Linked DNA regions of Homo sapiens: region 1 is linked to region 2. A link is a contact called in ENCODE Hi-C data. All regions are on one chromosome and are shown on one strand. The core of a region is the stretch at or near the end of the contact, and the rest is flanking DNA. Distances in the headings are between cores, read along the strand shown. Region 1 holds the start of CHIC1 (cysteine rich hydrophobic domain 1). Region 2 holds the start of PJA1 (praja ring finger ubiquitin ligase 1).

The links. Hi-C counts contacts between places; a loop is a spot of excess contacts on that map. Pooled maps may share reads with other maps.
Region 1: a pooled map shows a loop between it and region 2 (10-fold over the local background). The contact joins the promoter of CHIC1 here to the promoter of PJA1 in region 2. A Hi-C loop is called at or near these places in 7 of 50 pooled maps.

Annotation. Positions count from the first base shown.
Region 1 is chrX:73,561,929-73,565,241 of GRCh38, forward strand. CHIC1 (cysteine rich hydrophobic domain 1) reads left to right here and starts at 1,269. Exons shown (of 6, transcript NM_001039840.4): 1 at 1,269-1,652. The coding sequence starts at 1,357. It also overlaps the pseudogene MAP2K4P1. RefSeq lists a silencer at 1,189-1,248.
Region 2 is chrX:69,163,838-69,167,307 of GRCh38, forward strand. PJA1 (praja ring finger ubiquitin ligase 1) reads right to left here and starts at 1,616. Exons shown (of 2, transcript NM_001032396.4): 1 at 1,535-1,616.

The sequences.
Region 1 (3,313 bases), core at 19-2,518, 4.4 Mb after region 2:
ATTAGAATGCCTGGATTACAGTGTTTGTTCTGTTACTTAGCAGCTGTGTGACTTTACTGTCTTAATGATATGGATTTTTGTGCTGCTGCCAAGTATGAAACAGTTTGGCACACTATTTAGATACGCAAAATATGTGATCCCCACAACATTTTAGTGAGTGTAAAGAAGATAGGATAGACCATTTAAAATGGAAAATTTTGAACAAAAGGTCACCATAGACTTGAATAAATTACTTAAACTTCTGAGACCCACTTTTGTCATGTAATAAAATAGATATAATGATACTTACCTCTCAGGATTAAGGGTTAACTGAAATATTGTATGTGAGGGTCTAGCTCAGTGTCTGGAAAATGGATGATGTTAATTAAGGTTTCCTTAGGTTGGAATGCTCCTTTCACCCCCTCCATCCGCCCCCTCCCCCAAAAAACACTCCAAAATTCAAACATGCATATTCTGATTCATCTTTTAAGGAAGAGCCCAAGAGGCACCATTCTACAAAATCTTTCCAAACAACTTCAGGCAGTACAGCCCTTTGGTTAAGAGTACTGGGCTTCTGGAATCAGAAGAGACCACCAAATTTAAAACCAGGTCTCCCATTTAGTAGCTCCCTGACACTGGACAAATTACTTATTTTCTCTGCACCTAGATTTCCCATCTGTAATATAAAATCATCATGATACATACCTCATAGGGTTGCAGAGGATTAAATGAGATATACATACAGAGCACTTAGCACAGTCCCTGAGTTAATAAGTCCTCCGTTAAGTATTACATAGGAGAAGTAGTAAAAAGTTTCCTCTTAAGTAAAATGCTAATAAAAGTGCTTACCCTGCCTCCCAAGATTGTGGCAAAGTTATGACGCAAGGCTTTTAAACTGTAATGCTGAACAAACGTAAGGGATTGGTATATACCTTGAGATATTTTGGACAAAGTTCTAACCTTACTTTTATACAATATGCTTTCTCTCACCCGCCTGCAGTTGGGTTAATAATGCCCAGCATTAATTAATAAGCAATAAAATCAGAAGATACCCCGAATACAAGTAGCTGACGCTCAGAGAGCAGTATTAAGGCGAGCACCCGCAGACCGGACCTGGATAACTCCTTGGAGTTCACCTCTAGCGGCCCCCTCCCCTTGGAGCTGCGCAAGCGTACACTGACTTTGCTCCTCTCTAGTGCCCCCGCCTCCAGCAGCCGCCCCCCCACCCCCCCGTCTGCCCAACACGCAGGCGCGTCTCCTCAAATCCTGTCCCTACACCCCTCCTCTTTCTCTTCATTTCGTTCCCCCTCCTCTTGCAGCACCTCGGCAGGTTCAAACTCTTCTCCGGGAGCGTGGCGGCGATCGCGAGGTCACGTGATGAGCATCCTGCTGCCCAACATGGCGGAGTTCGACACCATCTCGGAACTGGAGGAGGAGGAGGAAGAAGAAGCGGCAACGTCGTCGTCGTCGCCGTCGTCGTCGTCGTCGGTATCTGGGCCCGACGATGACGAGGAGGATGAGGAGGAAGAGGAGGAAGAGGAGGAGGAGGAAGAAGAGGAGGAGGAGGAAGAGGAGGAGGAAGCGCCGCCCCCGCCTCGGGTAGTGAGCGAGGAGCATCTGCGGAGATATGCTCCCGACCCTGTATTAGTGCGGGGTGCCGGCCACATCACTGTGTAAGCGAGAGGGGGTCTTGGGACTTGAAATGCCTGAGATTTGGCAACAGAGGAATGAGAAGTGATCGAGGGGCCTGTGGAGTGGGGGAGGGTTGACTGATTGACTGAGGCGTACACTTAGGAAAGGACACCTGGTCTAAATGGGGAAACCATGGGTGGATACGTGTGAAGGAAGTGAGGAGAATGTAAATATGATGCACCAATGCCAGGTAAAGAGTGAGTATAGGAGAGGGAAGTTAGGGGTTTGGGAGCCAGAGCGATTGGAGTAGGGGTGAGTCTCCTTTCTTGTATGTATGCTGGCAAGTGAACAGTCTCTAAACTGCAGGATGTACCAGAGGGTTTTTTGCTGACAAGATTGATACTTTGTGGGAAACAGCAATTGCTGTGACATGTGACAAGAACTAGGCTTGCATTCTTCAAAACAGAAACATGATATATTTTGTGAATAATAATAGAATGTTCATTCACCCACGTATTCATCCATCCATTCTTCCTATCGAATCCTTCCTTATATATCACTCGATTAGAGGTTCAGGATGAGAGGCAGCTATGGAAAGTAGAAAAAGAAATGGATTGAGTCAGGGCTCTTAGACGCTGGTCCCGGTTTTGCTTCTTACTGGCCCTGTGACCTTGGTCAGGTTGCTTTTTCTCATTTCTGCGCCTTGATTTCTTCATCTCTAAAATGAAGGGTTTGGAGTAGATGGTTTCTAAAGCTTTTCAGTTCTGAGATAATTTACCTCCAAGGGATTTTGTATGCCCAAGTATGAAATATACAGGCATTAAATATATATGGAAATTAATACTTTGGGAGCTGAGCATAATTTCTTTAAAATTTATCCAGGGTGGTTTTTTAAAAAATTGAAATCTTGAGGAAAAATTGAATATTTCAGAAAATAAAATGGGGAGGGACTTCATAACAGCTACAAGGCAAAAATGTTGATGATTCTCCGGGATTTAAAGAGTGCTTCCTCATTTTTATTTGCTTGGACCATAACTATTTGGAAGTTTGAGTACTGTGTCATGTTCATCCTCTGAACTATGCTATCTTTTACTGCATTTTCAAAATAGGTTGCCTTTTGTTGTTATGTCATGCTGCCTCTGGTTTTGATAATGGCTCACCTAGTCCCTTTGACTTTCAATTGAGTTCATGTTACATTAAATCATATATATGCTACCTCCCTTATATTAGCTTCAATTTTTAACATGTTGAGTTTTTTTTTTTTTTTTTTTTTTTGAGACAGAGTCTCACTCTTTTGCCCAGGCTGGAGTGCAGTGGCGCAATCTTGGCTCACTGCAGCCTCTGCCTCCCAGGTTCAAGCAATTCTCCTGCCTCAGCCTCCTGAGTAGCTGGGACTACAGGCGTGATATGTTGAGTATTTTAATTGTAATATACTTTCGTAATCTTTGCATCAAATATATTAACAAATATTTTGAAATTGGGGAAGTGTTGGGGGAGGGTTTTAGAGCTGCTTTTTGATTAGGAAATTTTAAGACAATTTTTCTTGGTCCAAGAATTTTGCAGATAGCCTACAATATTCAGATGCCAACTTATTGCACGGTTTTACTTCCATTCCTTTTGTCACTAGGGAGACAATTTATTACTCAAACTAATTATGATGGCTGGTACCAAAGGTTACTTTTATGCAGATTATGTTACATGA
Region 2 (3,470 bases), core at 366-2,865:
TAGAATGAGACCCATTCTGGATGTGGGTATGAAAATGACAGGCATGGGTGGGGTGGCTTTGGAGGAGAGGGGTGCGTGTATGTATGAGGAAAGGGAAGGTGTTTGTGTGTGTAGCTGTATGTGAGGCAGCTGAAACTACAGAAGGATGCCCATGTTTATGCGTATGTCACAGGCAGAGGAGTGTATGGTTGGCAATGGAGAGGAGTGTCTGAGAGTTTGTGTGTGTGTATGTTAGTCAAAATGGGAGGCAACAATGGAGAAATGTCAGTGTGAGCAAATGCAGCAGGCACAAATGGAAGCGGGGGTGGGGGGTGCGCAGCACTGGAGAGGGATGTGCTTGAGGTGGATGGAACAGAGGCAGGCAATCAAAGAATGATGCCTGCCTGTGTGGATATGGCAAGCAGGGAGGCAGGTTGTGTCCCCGTAGAAGGATTTATGTGAGTGCGAGTGTGTGCACCTCAGGGACCAGCAAAAGAGAGCTGTGTCTGACACACGTGGCAGACAGAGCAATAGAGGAGAGCATTTGAGAAGGGGGTATGAATGAGCACATGTGGCTACATATGTATGTCACTGGCCAGCGATAGAAGGATGTCCTTATGTGTGTATATGACAGGAAGGAAGAAGGAGGGCAGCCGGAGGGGGTGTGTGAATAGGCATGTGTTCGCGAGAGCACGCAGAGGCCGAGCAGGGAGGGGGCCGGTGCTAGAGGTGTGTATGTGGTAGGCGGATAGAGGAGGGGGAAGGCATGGGAGGGTGTGAGGGTGTGAGGGTGTGTGAGAGGGTGTGTGCTGCGTGTGCCTGCGCATGCGCGGGGGAGGGGAAGCACTGGAACCTTGAGGATGGAGGGGCAAGGAGGGGGCTGCAATGGAAGGCTTCTGTGCGGGGGCGCGTGCTCGCGACACACGGGGGGTGGGGGGTAGGGGGGACGCAATGTCATAAAAAGAGGTGGGAAAAGGCCATCAGCTCAAACGGGAGACCCCAACCGATGTGGCAGGGGAGAGGGAAAATGAAAGAAAAGGGCGTGCGTGGGTCTAGTTTTCCCTGAGAATAATTATTTTTTCCTTCCAATTTTTTCCCTGGGAACAGTATTTTTACCTAAAAATCTTAACCATTTACCATTTGGCAAAACAACAGCAAAATATGGGAAGAAAGGCCACGGAGTGCTCCGCAAAGGGGCCGAGGAGGGAAGAAGGAAGGAGAGGGGAGGAGAGGCAGGGAGAAGTGGGAGAGGGCCGCGACCACCACTGCCCTCCCAATAGCGATGAAAGCCACTCGAGTGGGGACCGCGCCACACCAAAGGGGTTCCGGCAGCGGAAGATGTGGCCCCAGAACAGGCCGATGGAGGACATGGGCCTCACTCTGCAGTCAGGTCCCGCGTCCGCCCCACCCCTTCCCGAGGGGCGAACCTGAAAAGCAGTTCCCAGGAACCCCCCAAAATCCTCGCCCCCGTGCCCGGCCACTCGCCCCGCGCCCGGCCACTCGCGCCACCGCCAGCGCCCGGATGAATCGAGGAAACAATCAGCCTTTCACTCACCAAGTCCAGAAAGCCACACGCTTTTCAGAGAAGCAGAGCTCTCGGATCTCCGACCGCCACGACCGCCAGAGCCGCTGCTCCCGGTCCCGAGCTCCTCCCCCGCCAGACAGCAGCGGGGCGGGCGGCGACTGCGGCGGCGGAAGTGATTGTGAAGTCAGCTGGAGCCCGCCTCCTTGATGTGGCGGGGGCGGCAGCTGCTCTCCACAAATCAGGGTGGGCCCGAAAGCATTATTTCATCTTAAATGATGAAATCGTCAAGGATACAGAAAAGGACAGCGAAAAATGTCACAAACACCCAGCTTTAACTAATGTTAAACATTTAGCTATATTGCCTTCTGGTTTTTTAATAAATAAAATAAAATCTGCAAATTCTTTCTGATTAAGTCCAATGTGAGAGTAATTACGTTACTACATCACATCCTATGTTACGTGTTATGGTTGTACCGAAAGTATTAAAACTGTGAAACCATATTTAGGGTTGCAGTAAGCTTAAATTTTTTTTAACCTGATGGTTAAAGCAAATTGAAGCTGTTTATGTTGAATTTGTTGCTGCTAATCACAAAACCAAGCTTCTCTGTCCAAGAGATCATAGGACACAACACAGGTTCATATTCTGTTATTGCATTGCAGTTAAAAATATTGTAGTTACGCCTTTTGGATTTATACCATTTTACTGAATTCTGAAGTCTTTAAATTGCGCTTTATAATGGAACTCTAGTATTTACAGCCAATGTAAACATTTCCCATGTTCACAACAGTAGCAAAGTTTTGTTCTTACTGGAAACAAAATGCATAATAGAACAAAAATCTTAGGGGTAACAACATAATAGAAATAAAATGTATAACTTTCAAACCATTAAAGTAATAATATGTGGAACAAAGAGAAAAACTCATTCTTAACAAAGGTCAAGAAATGTTGCTGGGGGGGTACAAAAAAAAGGATGCAAAAAGAAAACAAAAATGCAGGAATCCAAATATATCAGCATGCATTATGGGTTAACATCTCCTAATAAAAACCAAACTCTTATTTTGAGCATTTTGTTTTTAAAAGCTAAGTTATATTCTATTTATGTGAGTTTCACCTAAAGCAGAAATAGGAATAAAAAATATATGAGAGTAAAATACTAGCAGAAAAAAGGGAGAGAGGGAATGAGGGAAGGAAAGAAGCAAAAAAAAAAAAAAGGAAGGAAAGGAAGGAGGAAACAAACTCGTAACAATATCAATATCCTAAACATCGAGAACTCAAAGTAAAAAGAACTAAAGAGAACAAAACAGGTTGCTTTATTCACTGAGAAAGATATGACAAGCTGGTGGTGTGTGCCTGTAGTCCCAACTACTTAGGAGGCTGAAGCAGGAGGATTGTGTGAGCCCAGGAGGTTGAGGCTGAAGTGAGTGAAGATCACGCCACTGCACTCCAGCCTGGACAACCAAGCAAGATGCCATCTCAAAATGATGATGATAATAATAACAATAATAGAACTTCATTGGTGAGAAATCTGAAACTATCAAATTTTTTAATGGAGATACATTTTCATCTAGCAATTCTACTTCTAGTCAATTGCTCTATTGTGTGTTCTATTGAGACACACAAATGGAGAAAGATATGTGAATAGGAGTGTAGCAAGATAATGCAAACAACTTTAATTCTCCTCAACAAATAAATTGTTTAAATTTATTTAAACATGTTGCATGGTGGCTCATGTACAGACATGGTGGTTGACACCTGTAATCGCAGCACTTTGGGAGACCAAGGCAGGAGGATTGCTTGAGCCCAGGAGTTGAGACCAGCCTGGACAATATGGTGAAACCCCATCTCTACAAAAAAAACGTAAAAATTTCCCTGGCGCAATGGTACGTGCCTGTAGTCCCAGCTACTTGGGAGGCTGAGGTGGGAGAATCACTTGAGCCCAGGAGGTTGAGGCTGCAGTGAGCCAAG